Regions from separate parts of the Homo sapiens genome. Here region 1 is linked to region 2. A link is a contact called in ENCODE Hi-C or POLR2A ChIA-PET data. All regions are on one chromosome and are shown on one strand. The core of a region is the stretch at or near the end of the contact, and the rest is flanking DNA. Distances in the headings are between cores, read along the strand shown.

Region 1 (4,580 bases), core at 1,301-3,800, 250 kb before region 2:
TATTGGCTGTCTCCCTCTCCTCCAAACTAGAATGCAAACTCTATGAGGGCAGGGTCTTTGTTTTGTTCACTGCTATATCCCCAGCACTGCAAGTAATGCCTGATACAGAGTAGGTACTCGGTAAATGCTTCTTGGATGAATTATTAGCTATCATCATCATCATTATCAGTTCAGTCAGTGCAGATGGCTCCTGGGGGTGGGAATCCAGGTCTTATTCATGGCCATATACCCCCCAGGGCTGAGGACCCAGGCTTGTGGTGTGAGAGGAAGAACCTAAACCAGGAGAACCTGGTTCCAAGAGCAGCAAGGAACAGGTCTCTCCTTGGACTATGCTTCCTTGCTGCCCTGAGATTCTGTGACTCAATGAGGGATGGAGGGTGGGGAGGCGGTAGTGGTGTGGGGGGCACAGGATGGGGCAAGGAAAGGAGAGGGGAATCGGAAGCCAAAGAACCAGACCTCACCTGGGTGGGCTGCATAGCAGGTGACGCCAGTGGCCTCAAGCTGGTTGGCGAGCTCCCGGGCAAACAGTACATTAGCCAGCTTAGTGTCAGCATATGCCCGCAGCTCCTGCCGCCAGCCCACCACTGGGCGGTCCAGGCGTTTGAAGTCAAGACGTCCCCGACAGTGGGCAGCTGAGGCTACCACCACCACGCGGCTAGGGGCACATGCCTTCAGGCAAGGCAGCAGCAGATGTGTCAGCAGAAAGGGACCGATATGGTTCACCCGAAGCAGCAGGTTAAACGCCTCACGGGTCCGGCCACAGGAACTGATACCTGGGGCAGAGGCTAAATGTGAGCGGCTGCTCCAGAAGGAGCTCTGCAGCCTTGGCATCCCTATCTATGAGATGGGAGAAGGGGGCATCCTTCCCATGTGTCCACTGGCCCCAGCAGGGCCCCCGCTGGAGGGGGCAGTTGCCCCTGGCCACCCGCCACCCCACCCCCACGCAGGGCCTGCTGCCCCTCACCGGCATTGTGGATGAGGATGTCCAACCGTGGCTCAGAGCTCAGAAAGGCAGTGGCAAAGGCCCGCACCGAGGCCAGACTGGCCAAGTCCAAGGCCATGAAGATGACCTCATTGTTCCCACTCTCCTGTGGAGAGGCAAGGGCTGGGCTTGTCACCAGGCATCTCTCTCCTCTTCCCTCTCCCCAGGCACCAAATTCTGAGAGTCCATCTCCTACTGTTTACTAAAATCTGCCCCTGTGTCTTAGAGTGTACTAGATAAGTGTGTGGATTCAAATCCTGACTTTGCCTTTTACTAAAGTGTGACCTTGGGCAAGATACTTAATCTCTCTGGGTCTCAGTTCTCTCACTGCGTAAAGGGAATAATAATAACAACAGTCCCAATCTCACTGAGCTTTTGTGAGGATGAAAGGAGTTAACGTGTAAAATACACTCTAGCAGCACTGGGTAGGTACTTGCTATTATTATTATCACCTCCTTTCCCCATTACCATTTACCCTAAAATCTGTAACTTCTCACTGGTCTCCTCTCTCCCGCTCTTGCCCCCCCACTCCAGGCACCACGCAGCCACAAAGGAGTTCCTTCCAAAGGCTATTCTGACAGTCCGGAGCCTACTGAGGGCTGTTCATGGTCTCCACTGGTCTCTGCTGCCCAATCTATAAAATCCAAGCTTCTCAATAGGCTCTAGAATGTTCTCCAGCCCCCTCATTTGCCCATCTTCCTCATACTTTGTGCTCCAGCCTCATTAAATCTTTTTCTCAGTTTTTCAGATCAGTCCAGCTCTCTTTGCCTCAGAGCCTTTGCTTATGCTGTGCCCTCTGCTGTTCCCTTTCCTACTGATCATTAACCCAACTTCTACTGATGCTTAAACGTCTCAGAACTGCAATTACGGCCTTCAGGAAGCCCCTCCCCCACTCGGCTCTGGTGCGCCTTCCTCGGGTGACCCCAGCGCTCCGTGCACTCCCTCTTCGCGCTCAGCCGCCCGCGCCGCGCTCTCCTCCCTGGACCCGGATCCTCCGCAGCCCCTTTGCTGGCTTCTCTGTGTCCCGGCGGGTTCTCGGCTCACCGTCCCACGCGCCCCCGCTGCCTCTCACCTGGCGGAGGTCGAAGGCAGCCGCCTCCCCGCGCTCCTGGCTGCGGCAGGCCAGCACCACGCGCGCTCCCCGGCGCGCCAGCTCCAGCGCCGTCATCTTTCCGATGCCGCTGTTGGCGCCTGCGGACCGCGGGCGGGAGCCGAGCTGAGCTGAGCCCGGCGGGCCGCTGCTACCGCCGGCCCGGCCTCCTCTCCGCGCGCCCCGCCAGCTCGCACTCACCCGCCTCCGCACTCACCCGTGACCACGGCCGTGCGGCCCCGCAGGTTGCCCATGCCGCCGCACGGCGGGGCCTTCACCAGGTTGTAGTAGACAAGCACGTAAGCGCCCAGCAGCAACCCCGCGCCCAGCAGCAGCGCCTCCATGCCGGCCGCGCCTCCCGGCTCCCGCCCAGGCCCCGCACCGCCCTGGATCGCCGCCAGGCGGCTGCCGATCCGCCCTGCACAGGCCTGGAACGGCGCCCGGGCGCGTCAGCCTCCGAAGGCGGAGGCGGGCAGGAGGCTGGGCAGGGGCGTGTGCGCGTGCGGGTGCGCGCCGGCCCTGCGAGCGCCCCCTAGGCGTGCGTCGGCGTCCTGGGGGCGTGTGCCTCTGTGGACACCTTTGAGGTGAGTGTGTGCGCTTGGGCCCTGGGAGCGCCCCCTAGGTGTGTGCCTGTGTGAACTCCTGGGTGTGTGTGTCCACGTACACCCTGTGAGTGCACGCTAGGTATGTGCATGCATCTGCAACGCTTGTATGTGAATGATCTCTAGGTGTGTATGTGCCCATGTCCCTGAGGATCACCCTTTGGGTTGTGTGCGTGCCTCTGGATCCTGTGTGTGAGCTCCTGTAAGCACCTTGTAGGTGTTTGTGTGCATTCTGGCAGAGTCCCTCCAGGTATGTGCCTGCATCTGTAGTCTCTGCCAGTGCATGTGCTTGCATATCTCCATATGTTTACTCGAGGTGTATGTAGCACAGTCCCTCCCTTCTGAAGTTAGGTGTGTACATGAATACACGTGTGTCTTTGAGTCTAGTCCTAGATGCTTTTCCCTCTAAGAACAAATCCTTCTCCTTCCTTCCCTTCTGCACAAATCCTTCTCCTTTCCTTCCTTTCCTTTCCTTCCTTCCTTCCTTCCTTCCTTCCTTCCCTTCCTTCCTTCCTCCCTTCCTTCCTTCCTTCCTTCCCTCCCTCCCTTCCTTCCTTCTTTCCTTTCTTTCTTTCTTTTGAGACGGAGTTTCACTCTCGTTGCCCAGGCTGGAGTGCAGTGGCGTGATCCCGGCTCACTGCAACCTCCGCTTCCCGGGTTCAAGCAATTCTCCTGCCTCAGAATCCAGAGTAGCTGGGATCACAGGTGTGTGACACCACACCCGGCTAATTTTTGTATTTTAGTAGAGAAGGGTTTTCACTATGTTGGCCAGGTTGGTCTCAAACTTCTGACCTTAAGTGACCCACCTGCCTCAGCCTCTCAAAGTGCTGGGATTACAGGTGTGAGCCTCTGCACTGGGCCAAATCCTTCGTTTTCTTATCTTCACATCCAGCCCCCAGCTTCTAGGATTCTTCCGTGTTCTCCCCACACAGGCTAGAGAGGACACTGTTAAAGGTGGCACAGGCAGTTAAGGGGTGTCAGAATTCACTCCTTCATTCCCCCTCTGTATCTCCCTACCTCAACCCCACTAGTGCCTTCCATGGCTGAAGGGAAGCAGGAAGAGATAGAGAGTAAAATCTGTTATTGCCTTTCAGGAGGAAATTTGCCTTTGGAATGGTTCTCATAGGTGATAAGAGACAGGCAGAGAAGCTCCATCACTCAATTACAAGTGACCATGATGGCAGGAAGGGTGGGGCTGGCTAGGAACAAATGGGTAAGACCATTCCAGGGCAGAAGGCCGTTGCCTGATACATTCAGTACAATTTAGAACCTGGTATTTGGCACTTATGGTGTGCCCAGCAGTGTAGTTAGACTTGGAAATTCCGAGTGGAAGATATACAAGTTTCTGTCCTTAGGGAGTTCAAAAAGCCCATTAGGGCACCGGGAGCAGAGTGATGACGCCTGCATGGGCAGATGAAAGTCAGGGACAGACCTCAGATTCCAGGGCCAGTTTCCTATTTAGCTGCACTGCGGATTCGGGTTTCCATTGTAGATGCTGTGGGATGAGGCTGGGGGTAGAATATTCATTTTCTATCCCTAAGGCAAAATCCTGACACACAAGCAGATGCACCTACACAAACAGTGCTGGAATATACACAGAGGTGCTCTCCATCTGAGGAGGCTGACCTCAGGAAAACTTCCTGGAGAGTTTTTCACTAAGATCTGGGAGGAAAGCATGGAATTTGGTTTAATGAAGGTCCCCGGGACTTGAGAATTAAGGTAATGCAGCAGACTCGTTTTTTGATGAGGAATAGCAGTTGTAGAGAAGTGTGACTGCAGATCACATGACTAGAAGTGACAGGTCAAGACTAGATTCCACTATCAGTCAGGGTTCTCTGGAGAAACAGCTCCCCCCGGGCCAGCAGACGCACCCATGTCATTCCATTGTCATCCACCCACCCTGGCT
Region 2 (4,876 bases), core at 1,471-3,970:
TCAAAAAAATAAAATAAAAATAAAATAAAATAAAAGGCAAAGAAGTGGAAAAGCATGAGATGTGGACAGTAAGTCTGGAAGAAATGTATGACACATATAGGAAACCAAGGAGGGAGGGATAAAGCTGGGAAGGAAGCTGGGTCTCAAATCAAGCAAGTGTGTGCTGTAGTGGACATGTGTTGTTTCTGCTGCCCACCACCCATTCCTCCATCCTCTGATTATAGCACTCCATTTTCCCCTCTGGGGACCCACCCCAGCACATGACTTCGCCCTGGCCAATAAGAATATCCTGGCCAATAAGAATATCCTCAGGCTATAGGTTCATGGAGGGCATGTGACCCAATCAGTTTCAAGGATACATAATGAAACTTGGGGATTATTCAAAGAGTCACACATCTCTATCCACACAACTAGAACCTGGGGCTGTGACATTTTGCCATTACTTGTCTGAGGACCAAGGCTGCCTAGAAGATGGGGTGAGAGACAGAAAAGGTCAGGTCTTGGTCACACTGTTAATGTTTCCAGATAAGGCTGAGCCTGTAGCCGGTTCTACTGCTGGACTTTTCAGATACTGGTGACAACACATATCTTCTTTTTAAGCCAGTTGAGCTGGGCTTTCTGTTACTCTCACCTGAAAGAGCTGTACCTGAGATGAAAGCAAGGTGGGCAGTCAAAGGAACAAGAAGGTACACACCAAGCACTAGCCATGGCCAGGCACATGCTACTGGTTTTCCTCTCAAAACCCTGCGAGGTAATGAGAAGGGGAATTGTGGAATGGGGAAACGGGGTTTACAGAGGTTAAATAATTGCCTGTGATCACACAGATTGTGACTGGCCAGGTGATTTGAACTCAGATTGTTCAGATTCCAGAGCCCAGCTCCTTACACACCACCACCTGCCTGGAAAACAATGGGAGGCACAACAAGCTTTTGGAGAGTGATGGGGCATGATTTAACCTGTGCCTTAAGAATGCTGAGCAGGTCAGGCATGGTGGCTTATTCCTGTAATCCCGGCACTTTGGGAGGCCGAGGAAGGCAGATTGCTTGAGCTCAGGAGTTCAAGACCAGCCTGGGCAACATGGCAAAATCCCATCTCTACAAAAAACACAAAAATTAGCTGGGTGTGGTGGTGGCATGCCTGTGGTCCCAGCTACTTGGGAGGCTGAAGTGGGAGGATCACCTGAGCCCAGGGAAGGTCAAGGCTGCAGTGAGTCATGATCACACCACTGCACTCCAGCCTGGGTGACAGAGTGAGAGACCCTGCCTAAAAACAAAAAACAAAAACCAAAAAACATTCTGAGCTAACAGGATGCAAGAGGAGGAGAAAGGAGGCTGGAAGGTGAAAGAACATTAGAAAGTCAAGGTAGTCAGGCATGGTGGCTCATACCTGTAATCCCAAAACTTTGGAAGGCAGAGGCAGGAGGATCACTTCAGACCAGGAGTTCAAGACCAGCCTGGGAAACACAGAGACCCGTCTACAAAAAATTTAAAAATTAGCCAGGCGTGGTGGCCTGCAACTGTAGTCTTAGCTACTTCAGAGGCTGAGGTGGGAGGATCAATCACTTGAGCCCAGGAGTTCAAGGTTACAGATTACAGTGAGCTACGACCATGCCACTGCACTCCAGCCTGGGTGACAAAAAAAAAAAAAAAAAAAGGAAGTCAAGGTAAAAGGTGATGCCAAATGAGAGATAAGAAGGGTCTGCCTAGGATTCTGGCAGTTGATGGGGAAGAGAGGGTGACTCAAGAGAAAAAATAAGCTGGACTTGGTGACTATTTGGGGAAGGATGGGAAATGGGCACAAGCGGGTCTGGGTGGAGATTGAGAAAAGTAAGGAAAGATACCAAGGTTTAAAGCTTGGGAAGATATATTTTGTTAAGATATATCTTAACAATGAGATATATATATCTTAACAAAATATATCTTAACAAAAGAATACTTCTCTGACCCCATTTGTCCCTCTAGTTCCCCTGTAAATCAAAACTCCTAAAAAAAAGTCTATAAGCACTGTTGCCATAAATGGGTACTAATTATATGATCCTTGTATTACAAATTTGCGGTGTGTAAAGTGTCAATAATAGAACTATATTTAGGGAGTTGGGGAGAGTCCTGTTTAAAGCACTCAGAGCTCAGGGCCAGGAGGGCCTGGAGCACTTGCTTTTGAAGTGGGAGGGCCCAGCCACTAGGGTGGCAGGTGCACTTCCAGGATGACCACTTCAGAGGTCCTCAGCACCAGCCCTAGGGCCAGTACTAGAGTCTACACCTGTCTCAAAGAAAATGCCAGCGCAGGAGTCCCTTCCCTTTCTTGGGAGGAATTATCCTTTATTCTTTTGTGTGTGTGTGTGTGTGTGTGTGTGTGTGTGTGTAAGTAACAAAATGTCACCTCGTATGAAACAGTAGTGTTAGGAGACAGCGATTGGTATTGAGGTGCCAAGATTTTTTATGAAATTCTACCAGTGCCGATAGCCAGTGGATTCTGAAGGGTTATAGGGCAGACTCCCTTTAAGAAGCCTAGGGATGGTCTCAGAGAGGAGAAGGAGGGCTGAGAGGAAACCTGGAGTGACCAACGGCGCATGCCCAGGGCCACCCCAGCCACTCAGCACCCTACGCACGGGTCAGGCTCTGTGAGGGCCGAGTCAGCCCCAGGCCCGGGGCGGCACTTCCCGGGTTGGCCCACCGGCCAGCCGGAGCCTGGGCGGGGCCAAGGGGGTGGGGCCAAGCCCAGCACATGCGCCTAGAGCCCTGGAAGCTCCGCCCTGCAGCGCCGCTGGCGCCCAGCAGAGGGTGGCAGCCCCCTTCTCATCTACCCTCCCGCTTTGCTGGGGCCGCTTTCACCTCCGCCAGGCCGGCCTCCAGGCCCCACCCCCAGGAGGCGTCCCCCAGGAGCTCCGGCCCGAGGGGGCTGCGGCGGCAAGATGGCCTCTCGCCGTCCCCAGGACGCGTAGGGCAAGAAGAGGCAGGGATGAGCTCGGTGCCCACTTTGTTTTTATCACCGCTCTATCCCCAGAACCTAAAACAGTTCCTACATATAGTAGGCATTCAGTAAATGCTTATTGATGGAATAAATGAATGAATACATGAATGCAAGGTCAAAAGACGCCAGGAAAGCCTGTTCTAGAGAGGGGCTTGTCTAGAGACAAGCAATCAGGAAGGTCAGTGGGTATGGGACGGCGAGCCACAGATCACTGCCCCAGAGGTGGTCGCCGAGGCTTGGGGCTCTGACACTCCCCCCAGCCCCTACACCCACCCAGTCCCTGCATTGGCACACCCATCAGTTTGCTCAGAGCCATGTGCCACCACACCTTTTCGGGCACAGAGCCCAAGTAGGGACGCCTGGGCTTGTCCTCTCTGCCAAGACCCTGAGTCAATCCCCAAAGACTAGGCAGGCATATGCGGCCGACTGCAGGGACCACCTGACTGGCCCGACAGCAGGCCTGCTGCTCTCTGAGGTCTCTCAGCTGCTGGGGATTTCCTCATGGCCCCCGGGGACTTCCAAATTGCCTCTGCTTTGCCAAGCTCCCCCAAGGCCCAAAGCCATGAGCCAGCCTTGAGGATCCTTTCCCAAAATCCTCCACAGCCCTGCCCCACATCTCATCAGGACTTGGGTCACTTCTGGGTCTCCTAAATGTACCACATGCACTATGTTCTCCTATCCACCCCCTCTGGTAGACAGGAGGGAATAAACATAATGAAGCATTGTTCTCTTTTTCATATAAATGACAACTCTTCTCCATTTCCACAGAAGAAAAAAAAGGAAGCCAGCTTAAGGGTCAGCCACAGCAATTTAAATAAAATATCAGTAAGGTCTTCCTGGGTGTGAGAGATGGAGGCCTGTGGTGCTTATTCTCAAAGTCAGAGAAGTTCTTCTAGACAAGCCTCAGGTTCCTCGTAACACTGGACATCCAATAAATATTTGAGAATCTGTGTGTTCACCTCTGGAGCCCCTATTGGGCCTGTTTCTAAAACCCTCTGAAGTAAAAAATAAAGCACAAACCCTATGTCCATAGAAACAGGAAGAAGCAAAAGCCTCTACCTTGCCTACCAACCCACCACCTCTGTGCTAACAGCCTGGGCCAAATCCACTGGGGCATGTGAGTACCTGTGTGTTACAAAGCTGGGCAGAAGACATCCTTGGCGAGGAAAGGAAGCGCTGCCCCAGTTGTGGTGGCACACAGCCAGGGACCTGCTGGCCCTGGGGCATTAGGATTCCAGAGCTGGTGGTGGTTGAGGTGTAGAAATTGCCAGAGAGGACAGCTCTTCCTTCTTGAGAGGAAGGGGAAATGCCACCATCCCCTGCCTTACCAGGGGGACTCTGAAGGAGGAAACAAACCTTCAAGAACACCCAACTATTTCTTTCTGGGAGCTGTTTAGAGCCGTACTGTTCAATATGGTAGCTACTAGCCATGAGTGGCTATTCAAATTGAAGCTGGCCGGGTGTTATGGCTCATGCCCATAATCCCAACATTTTGGGAGGTCTAGGCAGCAAGATCGCTTGTCTTCCTTTGATGACTGATTTTGAGGTCTCTCTTCTGTGCCTTTGAAAGACCCTATAGAGGATCCTCTACCCTTTGTCCCGCCCATTTTCTTCAAAATCCCAAAACTGTAGCTCTTATTGTTGCTGTAGAAACAGATGCTTGTCAAACATGAAGTTGGTTGGAAGGGCTAGTTTTGGCTGCAGGAATTGCTTTCAGCTCATCTGGGGAGGAGAGAGGAGGAAGAAAGGAGGAGAGAGGGGGCCCCAGGCAAGGGCCCACAGGTCAGGAGTTGCTGTGGTTGCAAAGGTGTTGTTAACACAAGACCAGCCTGGGCAACATAGTGAGACCCCGTCTCTACAAAAAAAATTTTTTTTTAATTAGCCAAGTGTGGTCCCAGCAACTTGG

The links. Hi-C counts contacts between places; a loop is a spot of excess contacts on that map. ChIA-PET counts read pairs that join two places held with the same protein, here RNA polymerase II (POLR2A). Pooled maps may share reads with other maps.
Region 1: a pooled map shows a loop between it and region 2 (2.4-fold over the local background). The contact joins the promoter of DHRS13 here to the enhancer-like site in region 2. A Hi-C loop is called at or near these places in 1 of 37 single-sample maps with no recorded cell type and 6 of 50 pooled maps. POLR2A ChIA-PET finds 5 or more read pairs at or near these places in 2 of 52 experiments (activated B cell and activated T-cell).

What each region holds. Positions count from the first base shown.
Region 1 is chr17:28,900,529-28,905,108 of GRCh38, forward strand. It overlaps DHRS13 (dehydrogenase/reductase 13), which reads right to left and starts at 2,551. Exons shown (of 5, transcript NM_144683.4): 1 at 2,290-2,551; 2 at 2,055-2,173; 3 at 965-1,088; 4 at 462-773. The coding sequence starts at 2,416. RefSeq lists silencers at 1,450-1,642, 2,144-2,773.
Region 2 is chr17:29,146,256-29,151,131 of GRCh38, forward strand. All of the region lies in intron 2 of MYO18A (myosin XVIIIA), which reads right to left. The region is part of intron 1 of LOC124903967 (a long non-coding RNA gene); the gene reads left to right. Among named protein-coding and RNA genes, the nearest start is that of MYO18A, 32 kb to the right of the region's middle. RefSeq lists a silencer at 2,521-3,000 and enhancers at 3,381-3,570, 3,591-3,640. Within about 2 kb of position 2,721, at least 39 of the 41 ENCODE cell types and tissues checked have a DNase peak (open chromatin) inside an H3K27ac peak, as active enhancers do.